Linked DNA regions of Homo sapiens: region 2 is linked to region 1. Evidence: chromatin loops called from intact Hi-C (ENCODE). Cell type or tissue: MCF 10A. All regions are shown on one strand. Links, peaks and the distances in the headings refer to the core of each region. The heading gives the core; the rest is flanking DNA. Region 1 overlaps LOC124902793 (a long non-coding RNA gene). Region 2 overlaps APLP2 (amyloid beta precursor like protein 2).

What was found. A loop is a pair of places that touch in the nucleus more often than their neighbours do. Peaks named below come from ENCODE experiments on the same cell type or tissue, not always from the same donor. Only the 100,000 strongest peaks of a DNase experiment are listed, where the experiment ranks them.
Region 2: it touches region 1 in a loop (10-fold over the local background); 16 of 110 quality-filtered maps call a loop at or near these places.

Annotation. Positions count from the first base shown.
Region 1 is chr11:129,779,133-129,791,050 of GRCh38, forward strand. The region is part of intron 1 of LOC124902793 (a long non-coding RNA gene); the gene reads right to left. Among named protein-coding and RNA genes, the nearest start is that of TMEM45B, 31 kb to the right of the region's middle. In MCF 10A, for the core only: a CTCF peak has its summit at 6,460 (motif pointing right); DNase peaks (open chromatin) are centred at 6,469 and 8,579.
Region 2 is chr11:130,118,520-130,130,437 of GRCh38, forward strand. APLP2 (amyloid beta precursor like protein 2) reads left to right here. Exons shown (of 17, transcript NM_001142276.2): 4 at 2,187-2,299; 5 at 3,095-3,291; 6 at 3,786-3,994; 7 at 5,093-5,260; 8 at 8,181-8,311; 9 at 9,247-9,321; 10 at 10,529-10,687; 11 at 11,519-11,647. Among named protein-coding and RNA genes, the nearest start is that of ST14, 35 kb to the right of the region's middle. RefSeq lists enhancers at 371-450, 4,705-5,206, 5,207-5,706. In MCF 10A, for the core only: no CTCF peak of the experiment used is centred there; a DNase peak (open chromatin) is centred at 5,792.

The DNA.
Region 1 (11,918 bases), core at 2,430-10,429:
GGGAGCCAGGGTAATGGGGTGCACATCCACCCTCCTGAAACAGGTCAGGGTCACTGTTCTCTTTGTCTAAGGTATTATCTGAGCTCGTGGTCTCACAACCAAGAAAATTAAAGAGCATGGACACAAAGGGTGAGGTTGGAGCAAAAATTTAATAAGCAAAAGAAGAAAGCTCTCCACAGAGGAGAGGGGTCCCGGATGGTGGCCAGGTTACAGTTGAATTCAAAAGCTTTTATAAGAAACTGCTCTCATCTCCGTAACCGTTTGAGTAACTTATCTATAAAACTGTCTGCATAACTCCCCTTATCTATACAGTTGTGGGTATGTCTGTAGGTAAGCACAAAGTACAGCTTTTTGTTTGTGTAAGTGTGGGTTTAAGTAAGCCCCCTTCCCCCCTGGGCAAGTTCCCTTGGAGCCCACCATGTACATGTCTGAAAAGGGGAGAAACTTTTTCCTGGGAGCTCGCTAATCATACAAAGAACAAAAACAGCCTCTGTGCTGGACTGTGCCTGCCTTACCTGTTTATCTGTGGCTTATCTGTACACCTGCAGTCTGAATTTTTTCCAGGCTGCTCTATTTTTGCCTGTAGCTGTGATTTTTCAGGCAGGCAGCGTCACAATTTTTCAGACAGGCAGCTTCTCCAAGGACTAGTCTGTTAGTTGTTTACCCAACTAATTTTTCCATTCCTTCTCCCTCATCCCCACCTTGAGGAGTGGAACCCTTAACTGCTGCTAGGGAGACCGGGTGTTGATTTTTCTAGCTACTTCCCACTGGAGAGGGGCATTGTGTGGGTAACAGCAGCTAGGATTTTCCCAGGGCTGGTTTAAGGGTCCCCAGAAGAAAGATACATTTATGCATGGTTCCATTTGCATTACCATTTGGAGCTTGATAGCCTCTAGGCAAAAAGAAACAATTTGAGTTATTAGAGGACGTGTATTAAAACAAGACAAGGTGGATAAGGACAGCTTTAAAAAATCCCGAGGCTGCTGTCATGCTCTGATAACTGGTGGCTACAGTTATGCCTGTTAAGATTTGGGTGCTTGAACTTGGCTTTGGTTACCTTTCTTGGTCGCACTTTCCCAAAAAGGAAACCTCTGGGTTACGGGTACTCTATTTATTCTTATTACCTGGCAGGTTTGTAGTATAATTGCCCAGAACTGGAATATTGTTCCAGATTTTTACATTGCCCATCCCTTTCTGTCTCCTCTGAGCTGCAGCTTGAGATCGCTGATTGGTTTACAGGAATAAGCAAGGTTTGTTTAAAATATAGGCAAGAACTTAAAAACAACTAATGAGACTAGAAATTAATGACAGCTGTGTGATAAGTTTTGAAACAATTTCTGTCCCTTCAGTCCTTATTTTTATTAAAAACAGATTGTGATAGGACTGAGTTGTTTGCAAAATAAACTTTAGTCTTATACCTGGTTTGATTTTTTGCATAAAGTACAGCAAGAATAATTATTTTTACTTAGGCCTTTCAGATTGGCTCTGAATGTGTGTTAGTATTATTCCTAACATATAACTTGAAGAAGATTAGACTTCGTTTTGGCAATTCCATGTACCTAAACATGTCAAATAATGTTCTTTACCTCTCTTCTGGGTGCTCCAGGGGCCCTCTGTAGCACCAAAAAGCTAGGGGTCAGGAAAGAAAACCTTGAGGCTGAAGTTTGATTTGGGGAAGCCTGTTAAATATGTTAGAGTTTCAAAGCACTTAATATTATGAAACAGAATTTTAGATTATCGTAAGTTATTTGTTTTGCCAAAATGATGGGTCAAAGTTTTGAAAAAGCAAAAAACATTCATCAGCTTTTACTATTACATGAAAATCCTGTTCAAGAGAGAAAGTTCAATTTTACCCTTGCATTAGTCTACTATTGATGTTAACTCCAATTTTCATTTTTATTTTTATTTTTTTTGAGATGGAGTCTTGCTCTGTTGCCCAGGTTGGAGTGCAATGGCACGATCTTGTCTCACTGCAACCGCCACCTCCTGGGTTCAAGCAATTCTCTTGCCTCAGCCTCCCAAGTAGCTGGGACTACAGGCACAAGGCATCACGCCCGGCTAACTTTTGTATTTTTAGTAGAGACGGGATTTCATCATGTTGGCCAGGCTGGTCTCGAACTCCTGACCTCAGATGAGCTACCCGCCTTGGCCTCCCAAAGTGAGCCACCGCGCCTGGCCTAACCCCAATTTTTAATGAAACCTTATAGATGATTCTATCCAACCTTAACCAGTTTGACCAGGAGATGACATTTTCACAAACCTTTTATAACCATTTACATATTTTGCTAAAGAACAGATTAGTGTCTTAAAAAACCTTGTTGTACTTTTACTTCAGTGCTCAATTTACAGAAAAATCGTTTTTACAATTTTTCCCCAATTTGCTTAAACCTAATTTAAGACAGTTCTTTATCCCTAGGCAAAATGTACACTTCCATGCCTTCTTATAATCTTTTACTAAAAACACATTTTACTGTTTTTACACACCTTACATGTAAATATATTCTCAGTAGTTTCAATTACATGTCATAATGGTAATGCTTAGCAATTTTTAACCTGAATGTAAAACCTGGTAAGTTGTTTCAATTATGTGCAAGGTGCAGATTGTTTGACTCCTTCCAACATAGTTAGGGGCATAGTTACTTCCATATGTTCCCGGGCCTTACAAATTGTGAAGCAAGCAAGTTGACAGTTTTTAAAGGCCACAGAAACAGTTCACAACCTTAAAACATTTAGCAAACCTAGCATTTGACCTACATAATCTAGACTACGTCTTTACACCTTGAAGACATTTGTATTTTACCAACAATCCCTAAGTCTGTTCTTTTTTTTAAAGATTAAAGTTATGTAAAATGAGTCATTACAGCTCTTACTTTTCCTTTAAAAATATTTTATCCAAGTGCTTATCCTTTTTTAAGTTAATTAGAGCTCTTTTTATAGACATCATACACATCACACATATGACTATGCAGACAGACAGAAAAAGATCCAGCAGCTCAGGGTGGAGCCCTTTAAGAATAGGGCCAGCAATCAGAGAAATGCAAATCAAAAGCACAATGAGATACCATCTCACACCAGTTAGAATGGTGATCATTAAAAAGTCAGGAAACAACAGGTGCTGGAGAGGATGTAGAGAAATAGGAACACTTTTACACTGTTGGTGGGACTACAAACTAGTTCAACCATTGTGGAAGACAGTGTGGTGATTCCTCAATGATCTAGAACTAGAAATGCCATTTGACCCAGCCATCACATTACCGGGTATATACCCAAAGGATTATAAATCATGCTGCTATAAAGACACATGCACACGTATGTTTACTGTGACATTATTCACAACAGCAAAGACTTGGAACCAACCCAAATGTCCATCAATGATAGACTGAATTTAGAAAATGTGGCACATATACACCATGGAATACTATGCAGCCATAAAAAAGGATGACTTCATGTCCTTTGCAGAGACATGGATGAAGCTGGAAAGCATCATTCTGAGCAAACTATCGCAAAGACAGAAAACCAAACACCACATGTTCTCACTCATAGGTGGGAACTGAACAATGAGAACACTTGGACACAGGAAGGGGAACATCACACACCAGGGCCTGTCGTGGGGAGGCGGGAGGGATAGCATTAGGAGATATACCTAATGTAAATGACGAGTTAATGGGTGCAGCACACCAACATGGCACATGTATACATATGTAACAAACCTGCACGTTGTGCACATGTACCCTAGAACTTAAAGTATAATAAAAAAGAAAATGTAAAAAAAAAACAAAAAAAGAATAGGGCCAGGAAAGCATGTAGTTTCTGCAACCTAACAGACAGGCATGACTGTAAGACAAAAACAGATTTTGAGAGGGATTTATTCACCTTTAATTCCAGGGGTTCCATGATGAAAACAGAGATTTCTCCCAAAATGGGATCTGTGGTGCCTTTTCTGTTCTCCCAAGGAGTTCTATGCCACCAGAACTCATCTTAGGGCCTTTCATGCATGTGCCAGGAGTGTTGAAACACAGTAAAGTAATGCAGTCAACTGAGAAAAAACCTTTTCCAGAAAAAACAAGATATGAGGGGAAAAAATGGCCTTTTAATATACCTATAACTTGGATATCCACTTTTAATTAAGCTGAGCATTCTTTAAGAAAATGCTTTTTATTAATTAAAACTTTACAGAGAATATAAACAGTGATCCTTATTATTCCTTTTACCAGTTTGCACCACTACCCATTCACAATCATGTTCAGGTTCTCCAGTTTCTTCTGGGCGAAAGTGGCTGGGTTCAGGCAAGTAAAGGTTCTTAACTGTAGATCCCTCTAGCAGCAAAGCTTGATATTTGAGGGGCGATTGTCTGTTAGCCAGAGACTCCCTTAGAGGACAGCAGTTCTGCTATACTGTGTGGGGTGCAAACAGTTAAGTTATTCCCCATGGTTAACCTGGTGGCCTCCGGCACCAGCAAAGCCACTGCTGCAACTGCTCAAAGGCAAGCTGGCCATCCTTTAGCCACCAAGTTAAGTTCCTCACTTAAGTAACCCACTGGCTGTTTAGCTGACCTTGAGCCTTAGTTAAAACTCCCAGGGCCATTTCATTCCTTTCTAACACATAGGCACTGAATGCTTTCCCTATGGGAAGATTGAGGGCAGATGCTTGAAGCAAGGCTTGTGGCTGAAATCAAGGCTGGTTAAAGGCTTTTGAGTTTTGGGTTCCCAAGTTAGGGAGCAAGTTTCAGTGCGTTTCTTTCATGAGGTGGTATAAAGAGCGAGCTATTTCACCATACCCAGGTACCCACAGTCTGCAAAACCCTGCAATGCCTAAAAATCCCCTCAACTGTTAAAGGAAATGGGCTTAATCCTTTCCTCACCTGGTGCTCTCGTCTCTTTTGATAAGACTAAGCCTAGATACTTTACTGAAGTCTGACAGAACTGAGTTTTAGATTTTGAGACCCTGTATCCCCTTTTTAGCTAAGAAATTGAGGAGAGCCTCAGTGCCTTCCTGAGACTTCCTCAGTTGGGACACAGAGGAGAGTGTCATTTACATACTGTAAAGTTTCAACTTGAGGGTGAGAAAAAATTAGAAAGATCTTGGACAGGGCCTGTTTCAGCAACTTCCTTTCAATATCAGGAGCTGCCTGAGTAATAAACCTGCTCTTCATTGAAATAAAAAGATTGAGGCCAGGCGCGGTGGCTCATGTCTGAAATCCCAACACTTTGGGAGGCTGAGGCAGATGGATCACTTGAGGTCAGGAGTTCGAGACCATCCTGGCCAGCATGGTGAAACCCCACCTCTGCTAAAAATACAAAAATTAGCCAGGCATGGTGTCAAGTGCCTGTAATCTCAGCTACTTAGAAGGCTGAGGCAGGATAATCACTTGAACTCAGGAGGCAGAAGTTGCAGTGAGCCAAGATCACACCATTGCACTCCAGCCTGGGTGACAGAGGAAGACTCCATCTCAAAAGAAAAAAAAATGGTTGAGGGATTTTCATCTAGTTTTTGATCTATCATGGAAAGCTTGGAATAGTTAATAGGTATGGCTTTAGCCCTTTCAAGCCCTCCAATATACACATTTGAAAGGGTTTCCTTCTCCATTTTCAGATGCTATCATCATAGTCCTATTTAGGATCCTCCAAGGGCACTGCTACTTTCCTCATTGGATTCTCTTTCCCTGGTACATTCTTCCAGGACAGTTTAAATACTTGGGTTAAATCCTGGAAGGCTTCTGTGAGTGAAGTTGAGGCTTGCCCAGAGCAAACTTCAGGGCCTGAGGGTTAAAGGAGATCCAGGTTACACTTGAGGGGAGCGAAGGCTTGAAGATGGGATGTTACCCATCTAGAAAAAAGGGAAGAGGCGACCCAGCGTGGAAGGGAAGGCCAAAAGGGCATCCCCCTTCACCCATTTTCTCCCATCATCTGGGTCCCAGTGACCATCATAGCCACTGCCCCATGGATGCAAGCATGACCTTCATCCATGGATATAGAGGAGCTAGTCAGCAGGATTAGTCATGGTGACCTGCACTAGGCCCCAACCCTTTGCCCTGCTGGTTTCCTAGAACCACTTGGCCCATAAGGCTCCCAGGGTACCCTAGGTGTCCAGGAGAGGTTGTATTTGGGTGAGACCCTTTAAAGGAGGAAGTGTTTCAATACTATCTCTGGCTTCCCTTGCTATGCCCCTAGCAAAACATTGAAATCCCAGAGAGTGGGACCAATTGACTTACAAACATAAAATCCCCTTTTTGTTTAAATGCCAATGGAGGTGGAATGTAGAACAGATGTCTCAAAAGAACATATGAATTGAATAGCTGTCCTCTCAACTGTTAAAGGTGGAGCTTTGCTGTTTACAGATGGGGCATGGAGCCTGGTCCCTAATAGACATAGGAGGCAGATGAATTGGGGAACTAGAGGTTTTGGATGAAGGGCCGATAGGGCCCCCATGGAGAAAAAAAAAAAATCCCATCCCAATAGGTGGCACTGTAGGATATGAAATATTAGGTAAGGCCTCTGACTCCAAATTTTTCCCAGGCAGAAATTAGAAAAAGAGGTTTGAGGCTTAATAGGCTGTCCCCACAGTATGCCTTCCAGCAGAAGAAAATTAACGTGTCTCATAAAGGAACTGTTTAAATATGTTGGGCAGTGCTGAGCTTTTACATGGAGGGAAGAAACAACCCAAATGGAGAGGGAAGATACTCACTTGGTGTATTAATCTGTTCTCAAGCTGCTAATAAAGACATACCTGAGAATTTATAAAGGAAAGAGGCTTAATGGACTCACAGTTCCACATAGCTGGGGAGGCCTCATAATCATGGTGGAAAGGAGAGCAGGTACAGGGGAACTCCCCTTTCTAAAACCATCAGATCTTGTGAGACTTATTCACTATCATAAGAACATCATAGGGAAAAACCCGCCCTCATGGTTCAATTAACTCCCACTGGGTCCCTCCCATAACATGTGGGAAGTATGGGAGCTACAATTCAAAATGAGATTTGGCTGGGGACACAGCCAAATCATATCATTCTGTCCCTGACCCCTCCCAAATACAATGCTCTCACATTTCAAAACCAATCACGCTTTCCCAACGATCCCCCAGAGTCTTTACAAAATCATTGCAGCATTAACTTGAAAGTCCACAGTCCAAAATCTCATCTGAGATAAGGCAAGTCCCTTCCACCTATAAACCTGTAAAATCAAAAGCAAGTTAGTTACTTCCTAAATACAATAGGGGTACAGGCATTGGGTAAATACATCCATTCCAAATGGGAGAAATTTGGAGAAATTGGTCAAAATGAAGGGGCTACAGGCCCCATGCAAGTCCGAAATCCAGCAAGGCAGTCAAATCTTCAAGCTCCAAAATGATCACCTTTGGCTCCATGTTTCACATCCAGGGTGTACTGATGCAAGAGGTGGGCTCCCAGTGCCTTGGGCAGCTCCACCCGTGCGGCTTTGCAGGGTACAGCTTCCCTCCTGGCTGCTTTCACAGGCTGTGATAAACATGTAAGTGCATTTCTGTATTTGTTTTTTGACATCAGTGTATTGTTTAACACACACACACCAAGGATTGATTGAATTTGCATCAGCTCTATGGATCAATTTGGAAAGGATTAACATTATTACTACAGTGAGTCTTTCAAGACATGAACATAATATATGCCTTCTTTACGTAGGTCTTAAGTTCTCTCAATATTTTTTTACAGATTTCAGTGTAGACGTCTTGCACATCTTTTGTTAGATTTAATAATCATTGCCTGTATTAATTGTTTTATTAGGAATTGCCAAATGATTTTCTAATTCTATCATTTACATTCATTAGCTAGAATTATCCTATAAATAAAAACTCTCCCTCGTTCTCTAAGACTATTTAATTTTCCTGATACACCGTTCATACCAAAAAGGTAAGATAAATGCTTATTTCCTTTCAATTAATAATTTTTTAACAAATAATTTGGTGCCTTGGCAATCTCCAAAACTGTCTAGTTTTATCTTTCTCTTTTGAACTATAATGATTTTTATATATTCAATGTTTTTATATATATTCAATGTTTTTATAAATTGTTGGCATATGTTGGGTTTTCAAATTATCCCATCGTTAGACAGAATGTCCCTTCAAGCTAGCTCCTGTTTTTTTTAACAAACTTTTTTTTTTAACCTAGGTTTCCCCAAGTTAGAGCCCAAGGAAAGGACTTCTGTGTAAGCAGTGCCTTTTGGAAAGTGATTCCAGAGAAGGAGTGAATGCCATGGGGAATGCTAGGAAGAGGGGACATGTTTGCCACTGGGAGCCTTTTTCTTTTTTTCTAACTAGTATTTTTTGAGAAGCATTTTAAAACATGTCTCAGAATTATCCACCTAATGGCAAAGAGGTAAAGCATTTATACACTGGCTACTACTCCTCACTGATCAAGAGTAGCCTCCTGGGTATTTATTCCATCCAAATTCCCAGTTGCACATGCATGACCATTAGGTGGGTTCCTACCAAGTTTCTACACCTTTCAAAGAGTCAGATACGCCCCAGGGTGGAAAACAAGTGATCAGTAGCACAACCAGACAGGAAGCATTATCTGTTTATCCCTGTACAAAACCTGTCAAAGCTTGCATGAACAACTGACCACAGCTATGACCAAAATAAGAGGTGAGGCTGGGAAGACATTGAATGTTGCACAAGAGGTGTCCAGTGACTCTGAGCTATTCATGCATCTCATAAGTCTAGTCTATCACAGAACCTCCTTCAACAGTGATCAGCCACAATTTCTGCAAGGATTCCATGTAAGTGGATAAGTTGAACAAATTATAGTTCCCACTGCTCAGCAGGTCCAAAGGCCATGATTGGGATAGTCATCACATGCCACCTTCATCCTTACTTCAGCCTGCAGCATACTTCTGAAAAGAAGTTAATCTCTTCTGAGGGTTTGGTCTTTTTTTTTTTTTTTTTTTTTTTTACCTTTAGTATACATGTGATTGCTATATTGTAAATGCAGGTTCCTGAAAGACTGTTTCTGTAAGCAGAATGACGCCACACAAAGTGAAAAGGTTTTCCTCTTATTCCAGCAGTGTCTTGTCTTCAAAGAGGAGTCCATTACATCTTGCCTTGATTTTTATGGTTGTGTTCTTGGATGGAAAGCTGAAGTGGGTAGTAATTTCCAAATGTTCTTTATAATATCCACCCTGTATATTATAAGCAAAGTTGTTTCGTATTTTGTTGTATCTTTTTCTGTTTAGCACTTTATGGCTTTTTAAGTCTACTGCATTTGAGAATGTAGTTTAGAAATTCTTTCACTGTTAAAGCCATGTGAAAACTAATAGAGGATAATGAAAGTGAGTGTACATTATTTTGTGTTTAACTTCCTGGTTTGTGGTGTGTGTAAACAAAACATTAGAAATATATTGTCTTTTTATAATAATACTCTTTGACCTCATTTAAAGTGATCTGCCATGAGGTCTCAATGATCAAGCTTATGTTTATTCTAGTGTGTTTTATTCTAATACCTAAGGAATTCAGCCAACTTTGTTTCTATCATCGGATAGTCTCAGAAAATAATGTGCTTTATCTATATTACTGCCTCTTTTCAATATTTAAGAGAATAATTGTCTTCTGGTTTCTACTGAGCCTAGTAATAATCACTAAAGACCTAAAAAAAAAGTGAGTAATCTTTTCCTTCCATTAGAGTATTTGAATAGCCCATTCAAGATAATGGTGGTGTGAAAGTAAGTCATCCAAGCTTTTCCGCCACATCTAAATTTTTATTTAATTAATTAAATAATTAACACCCACTTCCAAAGAGTTCAAATGTTGTCTTAAAGCAGTCACTACTAATTTGCGTTAATCCTGTATATTCAGTGGATGCGAAGTCATAACTTGGTATTGTATCAGAAGTCGTGTTAGTCACTGGTCTTGCTCTTTGAACATTATTTTCATTTGTAAAATGAGGGAATTGGTTTGTTATGATGGGAAATAAGTTAATTTTAAGGGTCCTGAGAAAGTTGCTTCATTCATGGCAGTGTTTGGGATCACTTAACTTTTTTTTCAGGTATTTGGTGTCATGTTTTTGGAGTTAATGTTTGGTGCTTACATAATTTTTAATTATTACATAATTTTTATTGGTACATGTTTACAGGTACTCTCACCAAACCAGTGGAATGATAGTCTCTCTTAATATGTTATTGCCTGCAATGGCCAAGTAGATATGCCTGAAAGTCATATGAAAGGTTTTACATGTCTATTAAAATGTGTGTGTACTTTTAAATCTGTAAATGTTATCTGGAATTTTTATTGTGTTAATTTCAGAAGTATATGGGCATTATGACTTTTTCATTGTACAAAAAACATTATTATATTCATAAACATTGGAATACAGAAGTTTCTTGACTGACAATAGGGCTATGTTCCAATAGACCCACTGTAAACTGAAAATACCATAAGTTAAAAATGCATTTAATACACCAAACCTACTGAACATCCTAGCTTAGCCTAACCTATCTTAAATGTGCTCAGAACACTTAATGTTGGCCTATAGCTGGGCAAAATCATCTAATACAAAACCTTTTTTATAATAAAATGTTTAATATCTCAGAAAAAAAAGAGAAGTCAATCTCTTCCCCTGCCTTGTTCCTGTCCAGTCATGTTCCTAGGAAAACTAAGAGGCTGGACATAGTTGTTCACACCTGTTAATCCCACCACTTTGGGAGGCTGTGGCGGGTGGATCACTTGAGGCCAGGAGTTCCACATCAGCCTGGCCAACATGGTAAAACCCCTTCTCTAAAAATACAAAAATTAGCCAGACGTAGTGGTGCACACCTGTAATCCCAGCTACTTGGGAGGCTGAGGCATAAGAATTGCATGAACCCAGGAGGTGGAGGTTGCAGTGAGCCGAGATCATGGCTACTGCACTCCAGCCTGGGTGACAAAGTGAGACTCTGTCTTTAAAAAATAATTAAAAAATAAGTAACCAAGGTAGCTTTCCTTACCTTCCTGTTATGCTCATACATGTAACACACACGTAAACATTTTTTTAAACAACAATGTATATGTGTGTAATATAATCTCATTAATGTGAATCAAATGAACAAAAAGAAAAAAAACTACCAACTCGATCTAACATATCCAGAACACTCTATCCAACAACAACAGAACACATATGCTTCTCAAGTGCACATGGAACATTCTTCAGGAAGACCATATGTTAAGCCACAAATGAAATCTCAGTAGATGTTAAGAGATAAAAATCATACAAAGTATCTTCTCTAACCACAGAAACATGAAGTTAGAAACCACTAACAGAAGGAAAACTTGAAAAATTACAAATTTGTGGATATTAAGCAACACATTCTTAAGAAAACAACAGGTCAAAGAAGAAATCACACAGGAAATCAGAAAATACTTAGAGATGAATAAAATGAGAACACAACATACCAAAACTTGTGGAATATAACAAAAGCAGTGCTGGGGGAGAAAAGTATAGCTGAAAATGCTTGTATTTTAAAAAGAGTGATGATCTCAAATCAACAACTTTACAACTCAAGGAACTAGAAAAATGAGAACAAACAAAACCAAAATCTAGCCAAGGGAAGGGAATAATAATGATTAGAGCAGAAATACATAAAATAAAGAGCAGAAAAACAATAGAGAAAATTAACAAAACTCAAAATTGGTTCTTTGAAAAAAATTAATGAAACTGACAAACCTTTAGCTAGACTGACTAAGAGAAAAAGAGAGAAGTCTCAAATTACTAAAACCAGAAATGAAAGTGAGGATATTACTACTAATTCTACAGAAATAAAAAAGATTTTAAGAGTATTATGGACAGTTGGACTCCAACAAATTGGATAACTGGTATAGTTTGAATGTTTCTGTTCCCTCTAAAATTCATGCTGAAATTTAATCCAAATGCAACAGTATTAAGAGGTGTGACTCTTGGGAAGCAGAGCCCTCATGAA
Region 2 (11,918 bases), core at 1,602-9,601, 340 kb after region 1:
TTTCCTTTAGCATCCACTTTTGTTGCTTTTTGTCATAAATGAACAAAAACAGCCTAGTTAATTCAGAATAATCACATTAAACCATGTGAGTTGGTGGTTGGATGTCAGAATTGAAGTAATTTCTACTTAGATTGAGTATCAGGGTTGTTCATTCTCGTAGAGGCAGATTCTAGCTTACTGTTGGTATTTTTGCTATTTTTAAGCAATGCTTTTAAGTCTCGTTGATTGCTAAAGCCTGTTTGCAGGTACTGCCTCCCCTAGAGCCTTTGGGGTCCTCAAGGGTAAGCAGCATGTCAGGCTCACTTTCGCAATCCTGCTTCAGTGTCACATTGAGCTGTGTGATCCCAAAGTCCCTGTGCTAGCAGTGCTGAGAAACCTGACTGCCATTTGTAATGCAGTTTTCATGTGGGGGGACTGTTACACTGCTACAGCTTGTCATGTCAGGAGCCCATCTTCCCCTACTTACACATCAGCAACTCCCTTTCTCTTACCACTGGGGCGGTAGAAAGACTGACTTCAGTGCTTGCGCCCGAGGCCCAAGGCAGAGGATCCTGAGAGACTCATCCATGATGGCGAGGCTGGGTGGGTCTGTGTAGACTTCCCACTAGCTGGGCCCTAAGCCCTTTCTTAGACCACATTACTTTCTCATGATATTTTCAGGGTTTTCCCCCCTTAACCTCAGAGGTTAGTCTGCCAGCTGCATCTTCCTGCCACTGCTTCCTGCATCTCTTCCTGGGCTAAGCACCCTTCTCGCCCTCTCTTCCTCTCCCTCTACACTGTGTGGAGCACATGGCAGACGTATGCCCAGTGTAGATTACTGAGCCTTACCTTACACTACTGATCAGAGTCTTGGGGTGATCATCCAGTGATGTGTTGTATATTTCTAACTTTTTATTGTGGCAAATTACAAACATGGCCAAACAAGAGACGATGATACCGTTCACCCTCACGTACTGGTTGCCCAGCTTTGTAACCACCATCAGTTCATGAGCCACTCTTCCACCTTCTATAGGCCCACTCCCTCACAACCCTGATTATTTGGAAACAAATCACATACCATCTTTTCCCTGTAAATAAACAGCTATGTGTATCTTTCTCCCGACTTTTTGGGACAAGTTTTAGAAAATGTAATAGTGAATATCTCTGTACCCTTTACCTAGATTCTCCAGTTTTACCTGATGTTTTTCTCTCTCTGCATCTTATATGTATATTTTTGTGTTGCTAAACCATTTGAAAGTAAGTTGGGATATCACGACAGTTCATTTCTAAGTATTTCAGCTGGTTTCTCCTAAGAGCCAGGGACATTCTTCTATATATAATGACAATACAGTTGTCATGTTTGGAAATTTTCCTAAGTGTCCAACTAGTGTTTTTTATAGCTTCCTTTTTAAAAGGATCACATACTACATTTCATCTAGGATAGTTCCCTAGTCTTTCTTTAGAAACAAAAACTTTCATGACAATGATATTTTTTAAGAGTCCATGCCATTTGTTTAATGTAATGTCCCTGAGTTTGGATTTGTCTTAGTGTTTTAGCATGATTAGATTCAAATGATAATATATTTTGGCAGAAATACTGTGTAGGTGATATATTATTTTTAGGACATCACACACACCAGTTTGCTCGTTATCAGTGGTGTTAAATTGGTTATCTGGCTGAGGTAGTTTGCCAAGGCTTCCCACCGTAAAGACACCTTTGCCCCTTTGTAATTAATCATTGATTATTCTTACTGGATTCAATTATTACATCATGTTTTGTCTAAAGATTCATCTGTACTTGAGTAGAACACCTGGTTTTAGTTTCTTGGGCATTTGATTACAGAGGTGTGGGCAGGAATAAGGAAGGCAGAGCCATGTGGGGAGAGTAGCTGTGTGTGTCTGAGGCGGGCATGGAGGTGATCCTATTATATTCCCCGTCACGTGTTGCTGTAGCCCTGCAGTGGGACTGCAGTCAGGGGGCTTTTAAAAGGTCCCTGGCATCATGGCTCTGACAGATTGGTGAGTTCTTGTGGCTGCTTGGCTAGAACTGTACCATCCAGTCAGCCTTTGAAGGTACGAGATGTGCATCTGCTCGTATACATGAGACTGCTCCTGGCTGTGTAGACTATCATCATAAACTTCAGTGAGGGGCATTTTCACCTTGAAATCATGGTCAGATCCGCTCTGACAAAGATTCTCTTTTCCAGTGGGTGAATTTGTAAGTGATGTCCTGCTAGTTCCAGAAAAGTGCCAGTTTTTCCACAAAGAGCGGATGGAGGTGTGTGAGAATCACCAGCACTGGCACACGGTAGTCAAAGAGGTAAGAGAACTCGGGGGGAAAGTCAGCTGCTGTTGTATCTGTTAGGAGGGAAGTAGCACTTTTCTCCAAATCTCACCATGCTTTTAAGTTAGTTATGTTTCCCCCATTATCTCCTTAAGGTTTACAATTACTTCTGTCTTATAAGTTAGAAATATTTGGGAGAGAAGTAGGTATTTGTGTAGGAGAGCTCAGTGTTGACAGTCAGCTCCTGAAGTTGAGGATGTTAAGGAGGTGGCTGAGCGAGAATACTGTATGCTGCTGGTGAGGCTCCCAGGAAACCATCCTAACCCTAAGGCCGGCATGGAAATCGCCAGTGATAGAAAATATAGGTCTGGACATATGCACAGGCAGGACTGCATGCCATCTCACTTTTCTGGTGGCAAGAAGTACCCTTTCTTGTCTTCTGTAATTAGGCTGGCTCTGCTCTTTGGTCAGTAATCTTCCTTTGGTCAAATACTGAAGTAGTGCTTGCACCAGTGGTGAGTATCTATTAACATTGACCACCTTATCTGGCTTTAGTCATTATTAGAAAAAAATGCTCTCTTCCTGACTTTTTTCCACATTTGGGATTTCAGTATTTTTGGACCAGATCATGTTTCCCCATTGTAAATTAAAATTTATAAATCTTACAATAATATTATTACAATTTTTTTTTGACAGAAAATGTATGTGTTCATAAGAGAAAGCATTGCTAAGTGATTTGATAAGGGTTTATTTTGGAGGGTAGAGATCGGAGTGTATTTGACCACGTTTACTCTGGAGTATGTTCTGATGTGGCCTGTGGGTTTCTTTTAGGCATGTCTGACTCAGGGAATGACCTTATATAGCTACGGCATGCTGCTCCCATGTGGGGTAGACCAGTTCCATGGCACTGAATATGTGTGCTGCCCTCAGACAAAGATTATTGGATCTGTGTCAAAAGAAGAGGAAGAGGAAGATGAAGAGGAAGAGGAAGAGGAAGATGAAGAGGAAGACTATGATGTTTATAAAAGGTAACTCTTCTACTTTGAACTGTGAAGTCGTTTTGCCTTTTTGTTAGCCCTTCTGTAAAGACGGCTGTTGGCTGCTAGTCCCTCACTTCTGGATAAACTGGGCATTCCTTTGTTCTGCTAGAGTTGATTAAGCTTGCATTTCATTCTAGCCATTGCCAATCACAGGAGTACCTGTGATTTTTGTGTTTACATCATTCTGAGCTGTTATTTTCTGCAGGTTACTATGATATTTTTTAAGAGTCCGTGTCATTTGTTTAACATAATATCCCTGAATTTGGATTTGTCTTATTGTTGTATCATGATTAGATTCAAATGTTCACAAATACTTCCCGTTTGCTGATGTAGCTGGGCCCCAGGGCTTAGTGGCACGGTGAAATGTGCGTTGAGCTTATTTCCTGCCTCTGTTTTTGTGTTTCAGAATAGAGAAGGGACCCATTGTTGTGCTTTGCACATAGGAGCTATTAACCTTCCTTTTTTTCTATTTTGGCCTTCAGTGAATTTCCTACTGAAGCAGATCTGGAAGACTTCACAGAAGCAGCTGTGGATGAGGATGATGAGGATGAGGAAGAAGGGGAGGAAGTGGTGGAGGACCGAGATTACTACTATGACACCTTCAAAGGAGATGACTACAATGAGGAGAATCCTACTGAACCCGGCAGCGACGGCACCATGTCAGACAAGGAAATTACTCATGATGTCAAAGGTAACCCCATGTAGAGCCATGGCTTTGAAATCCATGTGGTAATTATTCACTTAGACTTTTGCATTGCGTCTGTCACAGGTAAGTCAGTCACAGAAGGAAAGGTGTGGTACCTCTGCACTGAAGGTGAGTTCAGCTCTCCAGTGCAGTGATGGGATGGTGCCGTCTTAACAAAGTGGGCAGGCAGGCACATCCAGGGAGAGATGTAGGATTGAATTAGAGAACGGGGACTAGAGAGTAAGAGAGACAACGTAGTCCGCCCTTCAGCAGGATTCTTCCACATTCATCCTAAAATGTTCCCTCCCCAAGGGGAGCTCCCCTCTTCGATACCACTCAAGTTCTGGCCTCCTAGAATAGAAATGGTTTTCTTGGTTTTTCTTTTCCTGCTTGTCTTCTAATCTGTAGGCTGCCCTATTTGTCCAGATGTTTTAGTTGGGAGGGTGAAATTTATTGACCTGCTGGTAACAGATTGGGGCCTGCAGTTTTTTTTTTTTCTCATCTTGCCAATTAAAACACGAAAAGGTTGCAGTAGTTCCAGAGCCATTAACATGCAGCCTCCTGCTGATCGTATATTTGAAACCAATTAAGATGCGAAGAATTATTTAGGACCCAAGTTGGGGGAAATTACTTAACCAGTTGAGAAGTTTGTGATTTGCCTTAGAGAACATAAAAGTGGGAAACAATTGTCCGTTCTAGGTGCTTGTCTTTACTACGGGTATCACCACTTAAAGCAGCCTTTCCACTCACACTGTCTCCTGAATAGACAAACTAGGCAGATACCTCCACTGAACAGATCAGAAATGTGAGGCTCTCGCAGCTGTGAGACAAAGGAATTGCTCTACGTCAATCTAAACTCAGATCTAGACTCCAGAGGGTGCCAAAAAAATATTTATCCCAGTTCCTAAATGTCTCTACTCTGTGGGGAAGCAACTTGTCCTCAGCAAGGCTGGCCTGAGCTGGAGCTTTCGGCCACCGGGCCTCCAGGCTCCGTCCAGTCTCAGGCCTCCCCCAGCCCATCCCCCAGCTCGCCAGCCTGTAGCATTTTGAAGCATTTGACGTCACTGCCTCTGTCCTGCTGACACTCTGACCATTTTCACACAGCTGTCTGCTCCCAGGAGGCGATGACGGGGCCCTGCCGGGCCGTGATGCCTCGTTGGTACTTCGACCTCTCCAAGGGAAAGTGCGTGCGCTTTATATATGGTGGCTGCGGCGGCAACAGGAACAATTTTGAGTCTGAGGATTATTGTATGGCTGTGTGTAAAGCGATGAGTAAGTCCTGCCTCGCGCTGGTCCCGTGCGGCAGCACCGTCCTGTCTGGCGTCCGTCTCCCTGCCGTCTTCGTGGCTGCATCTGTGTGGTGTCCCTGCCCACTCGGGTGTTTGCTGTCGGTCGTCTTCCCCTCATCTTTGTGCTTTCTAGATCTAGGCTTTGCTCTCCTGCCGGCAGTGGTAAGCTCAGTTCTCGTGTCCTGTGCTCACCGTGTGTCTGGTGGTGCTTGGTGGTGATGGTGCGTACCCACCTTGGTATAGCGGGCAGCACAGCCAGGGGCTTGTTCTTTCTTGTCTGGCTTTGGAGTCTGCAGGTCCCCAGGCCACTGTAGTATTGGTGGGGAAGGCAGCTGTCCCCTGGGCTGGCTCTAGCTTAGAGGCACTGAACATTCCTGTCTTTGAACTGCCCTGTCACTGACCCCTGTGATGCATGCCAGCTCATGGGGCGCCTCCTCTCGAAAGGAGTGACAGTGAAGTACTTTGGGCAGTCTAGAATATTGAAATATCTTGCATAATGCACTCTAGAGAGAGCTAGCAGCCAAGTGGTAGTGACTCACTCTGTTTCTTCAATATTTTGCAACCGGGTCACACAGCTTTAGGAAGTGAGAGGATTTCAGTTGGTGTGTGCTTTGGTGTGACAGGAAGGTCAGTGGTTCAGTTGAGTTGGGTTTATGCTGGACGTTGGTAGAAAGAGTTTCTACCAAGAGTTTTCCCTTTTCTCCATGGCTACTCCTTTTTCTCGTTAAGACCTTCAGTCTCTCACCTTGCAGCACTAACCTACACATTAGGAAAATCCTCAGGCCAGACAGTTTTTCTTGGTTCCTACTCTGGAATTTGTTGGAGTAATAATTTGCTATGAAGAATTTGGCTATAGCTTCTGACGGTTTTTCATTCACATGCCTTCATGTTCCCTCTTCCTTCCTTCTACCAAAAGATCTTTCAAATCTTAATGTAATATGGCAGTGCCTTGAGTGCTTCCCTTCCAGCTCCAGGAAAGCTGTTTTTATTCGGTAACAGTTGAAAGGTGAAAGAAAAGGAGGCCTTAGGGAACCTTGGTGAATAAACTTTGCGTTTTCAGGAAAGATTTAGAAATAGAAATTATTGTGATACTTACTGCTTTGTAAAACTTGGACTGAAGCCTGAGGAATCCCACTGAGTGTGGAGGTGGTGATCTCTACCCGAAGGGTCAGCTGGGTGGTGCTGTGAGACATGATGGAGTGGCAGGTCTGTAAAACTCCCGTTTGCTGTGGCTTGGATGAGATTTGCCTCGGAGAAGCTTTGTGTTCATGTTCTTGTGGGGCCTCTGCCTGGAGGGCTTTGCAGGTTGAGAAGCATCAAGTTTACTTCCAGTGGGAGCGTTTTTGTTCTTCTTTGAAGGGGCTGAGGCTGGCGGATGTGCCGGCTTCATGAGTGGGTGATTCCACAGGGACCGAGGGTGTCTTCAGAAAAAAGCATTTCGGCCCGCTGTCCTCTCCACTCTGGTCCCAGGGAGGCTGGAAGCAGCCTGTGTTTGCTGTTCCCTTTTTCCAGTCCAGCAATGTGAACCAAAGGCTCCGTCTCCAGCGCTCAGGCCTTTATAGCACAGGCATGTGTCACTGATCCGCATGATGGACTGCAGTGCTTGAAATTCTCCTCCACTGAACTTGCGAGTGTCTTGGGGAATGGCATTTACCAAGTTATCGATTCTAATTTAGTTAATCTGAAAGTGGGATATTGACACCCTTTTAAAACTTATGTAGGGCTCATATTCTTCATGACTTTAGTTGTCGTTTTTAGGTCTGTTAAATGGGCAAATAAAAGATGCTTCCGACAGAAAAAAGTTGAACTGGCTGGCTAATTTGTAGCTGTATTCATCAATTATATGGTTGTTTTAATGTATTAAAATGATACAATTCTAGAAATTAGGTGAATTTGCTTCTGAATTAAAAATCAGTTGAACCTTGGCATTCACTCTCCACTTAGCTCTGAAATTGTGTCATAATCTATCAAGCAAGTCCACACCAGCTTGGGAAATCTTGCATGAATTAGGCTAGTAAGTGTTACCTTAGGTATGTCTTGAGAGGCTGACTGAGTAAACTTGTCATCTCAGTCCTTTCCCTTATCAGGCTAAATTCCATCGTGCAGAGACTTGCTTGGGCCCCATGAGAGATTATGCCCATCCAGCAGTCGGGGGTGCTCCAATGGGCCTGTGCTCTGGGGAACGCTTGGGAAGCCCTATTGGTCAGTGTCATGGATCAAAAAGCCCTATCTTCATATCGGTGAAAGGTGTCCTTGTCAAATAGAGCAACTCAGTTTTATCCTTGTTGGTTCTGTCACTGATGGTGGGGCTAAGAGTCCTTCACTGATACTGAAAACTCAAAATTATAGCTGGAGTGATGGGGACTTTCTCTACCCAGCGTATATGCAAAGAACATTCACTTGAGCCTGTTTTCTGTTGTAAATTAAGACTCAAAGATAGCCAGAAGAGCAGAGGTACCTGAGTAATAAATTTCTTTAAAAATAAGGAATTGCATAAAAGTGCCTCTACAGGGTCTGATTCCTGCCCTTGTCTCTGTTCAGATGCTCAGTTACGAGCAATAAGGTAGCTATTGTTTAGGTTTCCAGGGTTCGAGCACTGAAGGGAAGGTATAGAAGAAACCACCTCTTTTTCAGCCCTGAGGTCTTAAGTAGATGCCTCACTGGTGCTGAAGCTGCCAATAAATTGCTGTATTAGCGTGGGCTGACATGGTTGATGAATATTGTGTAAGGAAGATTGCCCACTGTAATCTAACCAAGTGAAGTCTTGGCAGATAGCAGCACCCTGCACTTAGAGAATGCCACAAAACAAATTGAGTCCATCCTGCAGGTCCTGAGCTGGGTTTTCTTCCTAGAGCACAGTGCATCTGATCCCAAAGAGAACTCCCTCTGTAATTTTGTTTCAGTTCCTCCAACTCCTCTGCCAACCAATGATGTTGATGTGTATTTCGAGACCTCTGCAGATGATAATGAGCATGCTCGCTTCCAGAAGGCTAAGGAGCAGCTGGAGATTCGGCACCGCAACCGAATGGACAGGGTAAACCTTGACAATTTCTTCATCTTCATGGTACTTGGCTTTGGGTAGCATGGTTCTCATAGCTGAAGAAAAGTAATAGCTTCTCCCTAGATTGTCATGCTGATGTATAAGGACTGGTGAGTCAGGAGAGAGTTACCAGTGGAGCTGCCTTCTGGGTGGACTTCTTCACCACCTGCATCCAGATAATATATAATATAATTATCCTCTGAGCACTTCCTATACCATTATCTGCCCTTTTTTTTTTTTTTTTTGCCATTAACTTGCTTTAAAATTTCTTTATTTTAAAGAAGGAAACTTTATATCACTGTTATCAATAAAAAGCTAGTACCATTTGCCGTGAGAAGAAAGTGACCAACCATACAAATATATTAGATGAAAGCAAACATGTACTAATACATGCTAGCTAGATACTGCTGTCTCTGGAAGGTTCTGAGTCTCAGAGATGTTTCTTTTCCTTTAAAAGGGTTATAAGAGAGCAGCAGGAACACCAAAGTGCAACTTTTCTTCTGGATTTACTCAGGATTGAAGAGAATTGAAAAGGGAATGCCTTGCTAGGCCTAAGCTCCACCCCAAATCCCACACAGTCCCATGTTGGGCTTACAGTTTGCAAAATGCTTATTGTTTTATCCACATCAGCTCTGAAAAGTAGGTATTAACCTCAATTTTTTTGGTGAGGAGACTAAGGCACAGAGACTTTTAAATAACTTACTCAAGGTTATGTAACAAAGAGGTCATGGAATTGAGGCTCCATCTGGGGATAGTTGAGGCCTGGAACCTTCTGAGGCAGTAACAATGCTAAGCTCCTAAGAGATTGTGTGATTGGTTTCCTTTTGCAGTTTCCTGTGAGATTTAGCATCTGACAGTGTTTTTAGCAAATGGAGGAGTTGTTTCGGGGTATTAATCACTGCTGACGGCGTTTTTGACCTTTGTTCTAGGTAAAGAAGGAATGGGAAGAGGCAGAGCTTCAAGCTAAGAACCTCCCCAAAGCAGAGAGGCAGACTCTGATTCAGGTAAGATGCCTTCTCTGGGGACATAGCTTTCAGCCTGACCATTGGAAAATACGGTCAGAGCCCCATTCCCAACGAAATTAGGATTGGACACCACCTCCTTTTAGGTGAGGGCTTACAAGGAAGTTGTAACTGGCCTGTTTTTCTTTTTCACCTCAAGTATTGCTAACCTATGGTAGAAGGAAACCAAACCCCCACCAGAGCACACCTAATTCATGCCAGAAGGTAACCTTAGCTCAGCTGCCTTTCGTTAATTCTGCTTTCCTGGCAAAAGTCCTCTGCCATTTTCAGTCTTAGACTGTGACTTGTTTTTCAGCAGTACTGAATTTTTTTTAAGACTAATTGAAAGTCAAAGGATAGAAAATAAAGATCTCTGATACAATTCATCTCTAACTTTGTAGACTATAACTAAAATCATAGCAGCAAACTGCATTCCCCTTCAGTAGAAGAGTGTTGCTAGGAATAGGGATAGCAATTTCCAGGACTGATTTGGTTTTTACAAAACTGATTTTGTAAATTTTAAATCATTTTATGTTTAGCTGAAATGCCTTTCCTCCTAATGTAACACTTTAATAAAGTGTTAAAAATAATCTTAAAAGGCTTTTTTATTGATCACTTAGAAAATCTAACAGTTTTAATTCCTACAGAAGTCAGTGCATCTTGTTCAGGGAAATGTAGTTCAGCAGGCTTAAACTGTACCTGTAAACCTGGCTGGATACCTCACGGATAACTTGCCCTTCATGACTTTATTGATAGTAATGGCAAAAATCACAATTACTTTTGCACTAACCTAATGACAGGAATACTTCAACAGAACTTACCACATAACTCCCATTGGTCAGTGGTCTCAGAGTTTGGAAGTTAGTGCCTTGCTGCAATGTGGGAAGGACAGTGTTCTTTTTTTATAGTGCATATTGAGAAACCAGGCCTTGGGCTTGCAGGCACTAGCACTTGTAGTTACACAGATACTAAGGAGGCCCTTTGACACTGAGGTTTAACTTGCTCTCTTTAAAGAAGGAAGTAATTCTCCTGATAGAAGTAGAATGAAGGTAGGATGAAGTAGACTTTGGATCTTACCCTTGCTCCACTCTCCGAACCTGTTACTGTCTCGCATGGGCACTGACAGGAGAAGCACTGGGGTCTCAGGGTGCTTGCTTAGGCTTCCTCTGGGTGCCACAAATCATGTGTGGTTCCTGCTTTCTTGGTTTAGCACTTCCAAGCCATGGTTAAAGCTTTAGAGAAGGAAGCAGCCAGTGAGAAGCAGCAGCTGGTGGAGACCCACCTGGCCCGAGTGGAAGCTATGCTGAATGACCGCCGTCGGATGGCTCTGGAGAACTACCTGGCTGCCTTGCAGTCTGACCCGCCACGGGTGAGTCCTGCCCCTAGCACTGCCTGCCCTGAGGTGGTATATGTAGGGGACCAATGTATGACACTCAGGTCAGTAAAAGTGACATTTGTATGACAAGTTCTGGCAAAGCTGAAGCTAAGGAAAGATGATGAGGGAGGAAAAGGTATTACATTCTAATATCTGTGTATATAAGCTAAGCATGACATCGCTTTATGCCTGCGTATACCACCTGTGATGTGAAAGTGTTTTACGCTGGAAAAGTATAACCTCGCGAAATTGATGGGTAATTATCCAGTTATTGAACTTCCTTTCAAAGAATGAAAACATGCTATTCATGAAGACTTTTGAACAAGTTACATTATAAATAAGATTATGAAGAAAGGGGTAAAGTAATTTCTTCTGAAACTCTTGTGTGAGTGGTCTCAAATGATTTTGTCCCTTAACACTAACCTGCCTTGCTTTGGGGGATGGAAAGTATTGGGAGGATATTTGTGTCCTTAAGTAAGCCGGTTAAAGTCTTCTCTCTTTGGGTGACACAGGAGACTATCTAGCTTATAGGTGTCAGAGGCTGAGCCAGGAAAAAGGACAGATCAGAAGAGAACGGGAGTGGGCAGGAGATTCTGGAAAATACTGTATGTTAAGGAGCCAGTATAACTTTGGAACTTAGTTTTGCTATTTTACCTAGACAGTTTTTTTGTTACTTGGTAAGCTAAAAAAGCCTTCCAGTTACAGCTTTCATTCTTGTGCCTAGCTGAGCTTTACATTCTTAAGTGAACTTTTTAAGCTTTTGTTTTCCTGCCTATTTTCAATTCTCTAGTCTCTGGATATTAAAACAACTGTTCTCTCTTGCAGCCTCATCGCATTCTCCAGGCCTTACGGCGTTATGTCCGTGCTGAGAACAAAGATCGCTTACATACCATCCGTCATTACCAGCATGTGTTGGCTGTTGACCCAGAAAAGGCGGCCCAGATGAAATCCCAGGTACAGTAGATGTAGTAGAAATTGCTGCCGTGAGGGCATTTCCAGTGGGGAACATAATGCCTTGACTAATGGTTGACCAGCACTGCTAGTTGCATTTGCTACTAGTCCTTAGAAAATGAGTTTTGATTTCCGAAGACATTCGGTACGTGAACTGGTTTTTGCAAGGTCACTGTTTTTAAAACATCTTTTTAAATACTTTTTTATATTAACTGCTTTATACTTAAACAATTTCTGAATTTTTTATATCATTTATTTCTGATTTAGGGTATTG